Regions from separate parts of the Homo sapiens genome. Here region 1 is linked to region 2. Evidence: read pairs that join two places in POLR2A ChIA-PET (ENCODE). Cell type or tissue: Panc1. All regions are shown on one strand. Each heading gives the region's core, and the rest is flanking DNA. Links, peaks and the distances in the headings are about the cores only. Region 1 overlaps DTL (denticleless E3 ubiquitin protein ligase adapter). Region 2 holds the start of NENF (neudesin neurotrophic factor).

Region 1 (4,394 bases), core at 325-4,324, 370 kb after region 2:
TGCCTGAGAATTTGGTTCAGAGGGTTTTAGTGCCCAGAGGACACAATGGAAATCCTAGTTTGGTAAGCCATCATCTTTTAAATTAAAAATTTTAAGAGAAGGATGCCTTGAGAGATATAATAGGAAGGAAACTTAAAAAGAAAGAGTCTCCATTTGCATAGAATTAATATTCTACAACACAATCAACAAGCATCACAGAGCAGACTTATTTGGAAGCCAAGAATTCAGACTAATCATGGATGACAGGTATGTGAAAGTCATTAGACCTTACTATCATCAATCTAGTTAGATTACTCCCAGAAATGTCAATTACATCCCCAGAATCAGATTTCTTCTTTTAGGATATTCTTAAACCTGAAAAAGACAAAACCCAAAGTAACAGAAATTTTACTCTTCAAAATGAGAATTAGTGACTAAATTATATTGCATAAGGCAAGCAAGCTACCCAGCCAGCTTCTTTTCTAAGATAGCAACAGCAGCTACCACTGCTCTTATGTGCTAGACAATGTGCTAAGCGTGACACATGTATTCTTTCATTTAATTATCCAGCAAGAGTCCTTCAACTAGGTATTTTCCAATGTGATCTATAGCTCCTTTCCTCAGTTGGGGTACTTGCTATGTTGACAGTTGAAAGCACACACATTCAATTATAATGAGACTATGTGACTGCCTCATCACAATCTCATAAAAAAGATCTCGTCGGAAGAAAAAAGAAATAGACTCTTACCCATCCACAGCTCCTGCTGAGACTAAGGTATTCTCGTCTTGAAAGAGGACCACAGTAACACTTTGCTGGAAATCCTGATAGCACAAGAAAAGAAGAAGATTCTATCTTGGGCATCATAATCTTTACCATCAAGGGAACAAGGTGCTAAAAAACGACTTTTCTCCCCAGACTGACTTAGATGAAGTCTTGTCTAATGATCTCGATCAGATATATATGCTGACCAAGAGGTAATTTTAGCAAGGATCATTAAGTTTTAGTATACAGTGTTAATATTTCAACTTATACTCAAAAAACAAACTGGTGACTAAAAGATTTTGCTCGTCTGAGCCTACTGCATCTACTTAGACTCAGCCCTACTAATATGCTGTGTGTATCCTTAGGAAACTTATTTAACTTTCTTGTGCCAGTTTAATCTCTAAAATGTTGCTGTCTACCTAGATTATCATATAGGAGTATCAAAAGAATTATGAATAAAAGATTATTTCATGCCCTGAAAAAGAGGCCCAGTGGAGTCGTACCTCCTAATTGCTATTACTTAACAAGTTATCTTGGCTCAGAACCAGATTAAATGTCTGAAATGCTACTCGTTTTAACTTCATATGGCCTCTACTATCTGCTTCCATTCATGCTTGTGTCCTGTTCACGGTGTATAGTTTTAAGTCTTAATGTCTTAGCAGTCATACTTCCCCCAAAATATTAACTTGTACCCTACACACCAGGAATATGAAAAAAAAATTACATTAAAGTGAGAAAAAGGGCAATTTTTTAAAGAAAAAGGATATATTATGGGCATTGTTTGAGCTCTGACTGTAAGTTATTAGAGTGGTACTATGTTCTACCCATGTGTTTCTCAATATATTTAACAATATTTTGTCAAATGCTTAAAAATAAGCTGGCCAGGCGTGGTGGCTCACATCGGTAATCCCAGCACTTTGGGAGGCTCACGAGGTCAGGAGATTGAGGCTATCCTGGCTAACACGGTGAAACCCCGTCTCTACTAAAAAAACAAAAAATTAGCTGGGCGTGGTGGTGGGCACCTGTAGTCCCAGCTACTTGGGAGGCTGAGGCAGGAGAATGGTGTGAACCTGGGAGGCGGTGCTTGCAGTGAGCCAAGATTGCGCCACTGCACTCCAGCCTGGGTGACAGAGCGAGACTCTGTCTCAAAACAAAAAACATATTTTTCTGTAGTTTGTATTACGAAAACAACAGGTATTCTTTCCCCTTAGAAAACTGCATCACAGTACTTAATATGCTTCTTCAAACTACTCCTCCCCCACTTTTCCTAATGAATTCCACTATACTATAGGGGTGTGTTTGTGTGTGTGTGTTTGTGTCTGTGTGTGTAGAGAGATTTTTAGGGATGAGTAAGGTGAATTTTCAACATGTGCCTCAGGCAACTCTGATGCACACAGTATTTGAAGTGATGGCTATCTCAATTACCCTGATTTGATCATTATACATAGTGTACCCCCCAAAATATGTAAAATTATGTTATCAATTTTTTAAAATGTAGATATTGAAATTGTAAAAAAAAAAACCACTTTCTGCTTAATGGCATGAGACAACATCTTATGTTTAATTCAATCTAATTCTTTAAAACCAAAATAAATTTAAAGATATTTATCAACGAGGCTACATATATTTTAATTCCATCAATAATATAGGTAAATGGCATTATAATTCAGAAGAACCAAAAATTAAAATTTGAGAACCACAAATGTAGGTACTGAATAAGCAATAAACCACTGATATCAAATGAGAATCATGAAGATTCTCATTCACTTAATCAATAGCCTCCCATTTATTCTATCCTACAGATAAGATCTGCACACATGTATACATCTGTAAAACCTTACCACAGAAGGAGCAAGTCCTTTTGAATTCTGTTTCTTCTTGGGTTTTGAAGGGGTTTGCTTGTCTGAGGTATTGTGAGCTCCACTGATTTGATTCACTTGCCTATAAAACCCATCTGAAAGATATTCCAAGGAAATTTAGGTTTCAGGATTCTTACATGCTGAATATAACATGTGTAAATAAAACTTCAATATTAAGTAATTTTTGACCAAGTTGGTGAAATTAGAAGCCAGCAGAGCCAGCTGCACTACATCTCCTGTGGTGAGACTATAATGTATAAAAAGGGAGAGATGTTTATAACAGCTTTAATAATTGCCAAAACTTGGAAACAACCAAGATGTCCTTCAGTAGGTGAATGGATAAACTTTGGTTCATCCAGACAATGGAATATTATTCAGCACTGGAAAGAAATGAGCTTGATAAAGCCATAAAATGACATGGAGGAAATGTGACTGGGGGAAGTAATAAGATCAGTGGTTGCCAGGGCTTAGAGGGAGGTAGGGATGAATAACTGGAGCACAGAGGATTTCTAGAGTAGTGAAACTATTGTGTATGATGCTACAATGGTGGACGCACGTCATTACACATTTGTCAATATCCACAGAATGTGTAATACTAAGAATATATAACACTGATGTAAATTATAAACTCTGAGTGACAGCATGTGTTGACATAGGTTAACTGATTATAACAAATGTACCACTCAGGCACAGGATGTTGTCAGTGGGGAAGTCTGTGTGTGGGCAGGGCAGGGGCTATATGGGAACTCTCTGTACTTTCTGCTCAGTTTTGCTGTGAACCTAAAACTGCTCTACAAAATAAGGTTTATTAAAATTTTTCTAAATAATTTTATTATTTATTTCAAAATAGCTAGAAGAATGGGAGGCTGAGGCAGGCAGATTGCCTGAGGTCAGGAGTTCCAGATCAGCCTGGCCAACATGGTGAAATCCTGTCTGTACTAAAAATACATAACTAGCTGGGAGTGGTGGCATGCACCTGTAATCCCAGCTACTTGAGAGGCTGAGGTAGGAGAATTACTTGAACCCAGGAGGCGGAGGTTGCAGCGAGATGAGATCACGCCACTGCACTCCAGCCTGGGTGACAGAGTGAGACTCCGTCTCCAAAAAAAAAAAAAACAAGAAACAAAAAACCAGAAGAGAAGAATTGTAATGTTCCCAACACAAAGAAAAGATAAATGTTTGAGGTGATGGATATCCCAATTATCCTGATTTGATCATTTCATGTTCTATATATGTATCAAGATATCACATATACCCCTGAAAATATGTAGAACTATGTTACCAATTTTTTAAAATGCAGACACAAAAAAAAATTTTAATAAATTAACTAAAAGTGAACAGTGAGATAATCATCGTCTGCTTAATAGCATCATGAGACAACCATGAGCTTATGTTTAATTCAATCTAATTCTTTAAAATCAGGCTGGGCCTGGTGACTCACGCCTGTAATTTCAGCACTTTGGGAGGCCAGGGTGGGCAGATCACTTGAGGTCAGGAGTTTGAGACCAGCCTGGCCAACATAGTGAAACCCCATTTCTATTAAAAAAATACAAAAATTAGCCAGGCATGGTGGCGGGTGGCTGTAATCCCAGCTACTCAGGAGGCTGAGCTAGAGGAATTGCTGGAACCCAGCGGGTGGGGAGTGCAGTGAGCCAAGTTCACGCCACTGCACTCCAGCCTGGGTGACAGAGACTCCATCTCAAAAAAAAAAAAAATAATAATAATAAAATAAAAAAAATTCTTAAAAACCAAAATAAAGACATTTACCAGTGAGGCTGCGTATTAATATTTTT
Region 2 (4,394 bases), core at 160-4,159:
CAAAACCAGGTATGATCCAATGTATTATACAAATTGTCACACTTCTGAGTGAAAGGGTGTTATTAATAATTATCCCTGGATAACAGGCATAGACCAGAACAATCTAGGTCAAACAACAGCGCAGCACAGCTTGAACCCACTGCACTCAACTGCCTCTCTCGTCCCTCGCTCCCCTCCTCTCTCTGGCTCCTTCCTTCCACCTACAGAGATCCTCAGGCTCCACTCCCAAAACAATTGTTTCCTACCCCTGTTTCCATCTCAAGGTCCTCTCTCTCTCAGTTAAATTTCAATCTATAACATCAACATCAAAAAACCAAGGGTCTTTTCTCAGTCCTCATCTTGCAGTTCTGGCACTCTTGCTGTAACCTCAGTGGTGAACTCTCTCTTTCCTTAGATTCTTGTGCCAGTGGTCCCAAAGATCATCGGGTCAGTTGGAGAGTCCCTAGAAGGAAGATTCCAAGAACCCAGCATATAGTTCTACTCACAGCTGGGAAGGAAAAACACAGAGGGAGAATCTAGGGGAATCTATGTGCAGGTTTCCTATGCTCTCTCCCTCCCATGAGGAAGAGCACACTCTTCCCCCAGCAACAAAACTTGACAGTATGTGCCATTCTTCTGGCAGAACATTCCTCTGCTAGAGATGCCCATTAGACTCAGCACCCAAGGTTTTCACTGGGGGCTGGTCACATGGGGCACCCTCTGCCTAGCATATACAGTGTTCAATACTAACCACACCATCTGTATATACGGCCTAGGCAAGTGAGTCCACCGTTATTGGGTAGGGAAGGGTGAGAAATCCAGACACTAGACAAGTCCCACCCTTGCAAGTAGGCTTTTCTAAGGAGAGCAGGCCTGCCATGTTAATTCTTTTCTGCACGGATGCCTGGACTCTGAACCATCTGGTTCCCTCTGCTACCGGCAAAAAGGCATCCCTTAACATCCTCACATCCCAGCCATGTCTCCCTCCCTCGGTGTCCTCACTGACTCATGGTTCTAAATGGCCCCTTCACAAATGATGCCCAAACTGGCATCACTGACTAAGGGCCAGGTTTCTGATACCCCCATGCAATCCTAGTCCATATAAGGCCAATTAACTCAGGAATTAGCGAGACCAGGCCAGAGGGTTTTGAAAAACATCAGGCCTCTTCCTGCTCTACCACTAACAGGTGGCAGGCCTCAGTTTCCTTATGTGTAAAAGCAGGAGATGGGTTCCTGCCAGCTCTGAAATACTATGGTACTATGACCTCCCCCCAATGCCGTTCCCCCGCTCCACATCTAATATCAGCCCCCTGTTGGTCCTTGTCGTGCGGCTCCAGTCCCAACCAACCCAGGTGGGCAGGTGGTTGTGAGTTTTCTGGACGCCTCTAGACTATTGACGTGTGTGGGTGTGTGTGGGCGGGGGGGTCTCTATTGACGTGTGGCGGGGGGGTTGTGGGGGTCTCTAACCTCCAGTCCACCCTCTGCGCTCACTTCCAGCTTTGGCTGAGCCCCAGGGGTACATGACCTAAAAGTGGGTTTGAGGAGTCCGATGCAGAGGCCTGGGATACAGGGGCAGGAAAAGGAAGTGCAGGCAAAGACTGGCTTATCCCAGGACCTGTCTCAATTCCCACCTAACCCAGGGAGCAGGCTCTGCTTCCCTCCCTCCGTCCCCCGCCACTCCCCACTATGCGTGGGCACAGTAAACGCCTCGGCTGATGCTAACATGAAAACCAAAAAGTTCTGAGGTCTGTACGCAGATCATCAACGAAAAGGCGGCTAGAGGGGAAATCTCCCGGGGACCGAGGGAGAAGTTCAGGGTGGGGTGTGCGGGCAAAGCGGAGCGCTCCGACTGTTGAGGACTCGTCCTCACCCCTCGGCCATCCTTCGGGGCCTAGAGAGAGGAGGCCCCCCGCCGGCCCAGGGCGCCCGCCGCGGGCCGCGCGTCCCCCAGAGCTTCCTGGGCCGCCGGCGCCTCCTGGGTCCCCGCTCGGCTCGCCGCAGATCGGACGCCACCCCGGGTCCCTCGGCCCGCGACACCCCCGCCTACCTCCTCCCCGCCATAGCGGGCCAGCTCCTCCTCGGTGAAAAGCCGCACTGGGGGCCCCCGCTCGGCAGGGCGCGGTGTCTGCCCGGCCCGGGCTGTGGGCAGCCCCGGGGCCAGCGCCAGGACCAGGGCCAGCGCTGCCAGCGGCCGCAGCCGCCGCCGCGGCGCGGGGCCCACCATGGTGAGCGCGCAGCGCAAGGCAAGGCCGGGCCAGGGCGGCGGGGCCCTAGCACGCCCGCCCAGCGTCCCGGAGTCCCGCCCCGCGCCCAGAGCCTCCCCGAGGGCGGGGACCCGAGAACTCCCGCCCTTCGCGCGCCTCCTGCGCCCCGGGGTGGGGCTGGCCGGGCTACTCGGGCCACGCAGCTGGAACCTGGAAATTAGGATTGGAATCCTGAACTCCTAAATCCAAACTACAGACTGGAAGTTACCAAAAAATGTCACAGTGGTTCCTTGATCAGGTAGAAAGATGACAGAGCCCAACATACCAGAACCTAGAAAGGTATATTTCTAAAATAAGACCCCAACTGTCTTAATTCGCTTTTATTTTTGGCTGATTTTTTTTCTTCCTGGTTGTGTTTAAGTTTCTGGTTCCCAAGGAGATTTTTGCAAAGGGTAGGGTGCTGTTACCGATACGCCCTGAAATAATAATAGCTAACATTTGTGCCAAACTTTGCTCATTACTTTATGCAACAAATATTTTTGAGTACCTCCATGTACCAGGTCACTGGGGACTCACCACTGAACAAGACAGATCCACGCCCACGTGAAGCTTACATTGTGTGGGCAGATAGACAATAAGATGCTAAGTAGTATGTTAGATGGTGGTAAATACTAGGGAGAAAAAGTAGGGCAAAGAGATAGGGAGCACTGGGATGGACATTTTATTTTATTTTATTGTTATGTATTTATTTATTTTTGAGACGGAGTCTGTCGCCTACGCTGGAGTGCAGTGGCGCCATCTCGGCCCACTGCAACCTCCACCTTCCGGGTTCAAGTGATTCTCCTGCCTCAGCCACCAGAGTAGTTGGGATTACAGGCACCCACCACCACGCCTGGCTAATTTTTTTTTTTTTTAATTTTTAGTCGAGATGAGGTTTCACTATATGCTGGCCAGGCTGGTCTCGAACTCCTGGCCTCAAGTGAACCATCCACCTCATCCACCCAAAGTGCTGGGATTACAGGTGTGAGGAACGGTGCCCGGTTATGGGGATGGTCATTTTAAATAGGCAGGTTAGGGAAGGCCTCACTGAGAACAGGGTATTTGCATAAAAATCTACAGGAGGCGAAGGAGGCGGTCTAGAGGGAAGAGCACTTTGGTCAAAGGATCAGGTGCATAAATGCGGAGGAATGAGGATGCCCGGCTTGCTGGAGGATCAAGGGAAGGTAAGAGGGGTAGGTGAAGTCAGGAAGGAAGCGGGTAAGGGAGTGGGGGTGGATCTTGGGGGCTTCACAGGTTATTTTCAAGACTGGCTTTTACTTTCAAGACTGGAATAGAGGAATTAACAGAAAAAGGGTCTCATTCCAGACCCAAGAGCAGGTTCTTAGACGTCCACGGCAAAGAATCAGGGCAAGTCGCAGAGCATAGTAGTTAAAATAGTTCATTAGAAACTACTCCATTTCTAATAATAGTACTACTGTGTTTCTGAGTAGTATCCTTGCTTTGAAGTAGTACTAAGCAAGTATTGTTTATATAGGAGCACCTCTGCCTTCAATGTAATGCTTGCTTTTATAGGGCTAAAACTAGCGTACTTCATTACAAAAGCCTATGATCAGCTTGTTACAGACTATTAGTATTGTTATTCTCTTGTGTAACTATTGACTTCAGGGAGAATTTATGGGTGTACTGTTATCTTTAAAGTGAAACTCATTTTTAAACTAAGAATGCCTTTTTCCATTATCTCATTTCCTCAACCATAAACATCTTGTGAAGAGTGCCTATCTTCCTGGGAAAGTCGCCCAGCAGGTTTGGCTTTATCTGACCTTTATTCAAGATGGAATCACTCTGGTTAGGACACTTCTGACATAATTCCCTCCTCCTTTTTACAAGGAGACCTTTAATCCTAAGGGGTGCAGGGGGACAGAGATCCATCTTCAGTAACTTCAAGCTGAACAGAAGCGATGATATTCCTGCCTAACCATTAGGATCCCTTTGCCCAAAGTAGAGAGCTAGCCAGTCAGAAAGCATCTGTATAGTGAGGACCAATCATACATAATTCTAAGTCCCAGAAAAAGGTGAAATCTAGAAAATTAACGTGTTAAATTTAAAGAAGCATTGAATAAGCTTAACTCTTATTCCTACATAAAAAGTACAATGCAGTATATTCCACAGCACAAAACAGAATGAATAGAATTATCCCAAGCATGCTAAACA

What was found. ChIA-PET counts read pairs that join two places held together with the same protein. Peaks named below come from ENCODE experiments on the same cell type or tissue, not always from the same donor. Only the 100,000 strongest peaks of a DNase experiment are listed, where the experiment ranks them.
Region 1: POLR2A ChIA-PET joins it to region 2 with 5 read pairs; 5 of 35 experiments call an interaction of 5 or more read pairs at or near these places.

Annotation. Positions count from the first base shown.
Region 1 is chr1:212,063,219-212,067,612 of GRCh38, reverse strand. It overlaps DTL (denticleless E3 ubiquitin protein ligase adapter), which reads right to left. Exons shown (of 15, transcript NM_016448.4): 7 at 2,584-2,696; 8 at 728-801. Among named protein-coding and RNA genes, the nearest start is that of MIR3122, 12 kb to the left of the region's middle. In Panc1, for the core only: a CTCF peak has its summit at 4,317; no DNase peak of the experiment used is centred there.
Region 2 is chr1:212,430,753-212,435,146 of GRCh38, reverse strand. It overlaps NENF (neudesin neurotrophic factor), which reads right to left and starts at 2,227. Exons shown (of 4, transcript NM_013349.5): 1 at 2,027-2,227. The coding sequence starts at 2,203. It overlaps LOC105372906 (a long non-coding RNA gene), which reads left to right and starts at 2,330. Exons shown (of 3, transcript XR_922577.4): 1 at 2,330-2,522; 2 at 3,303-3,406. RefSeq lists an enhancer at 1,632-1,721, a silencer at 1,882-2,441 and a cis regulatory region at 3,865-4,152. In Panc1, for the core only: no CTCF peak of the experiment used is centred there; a DNase peak (open chromatin) is centred at 2,406; H3K4me3 peaks cover 2,364 bases; H3K27ac peaks cover 1,284 bases.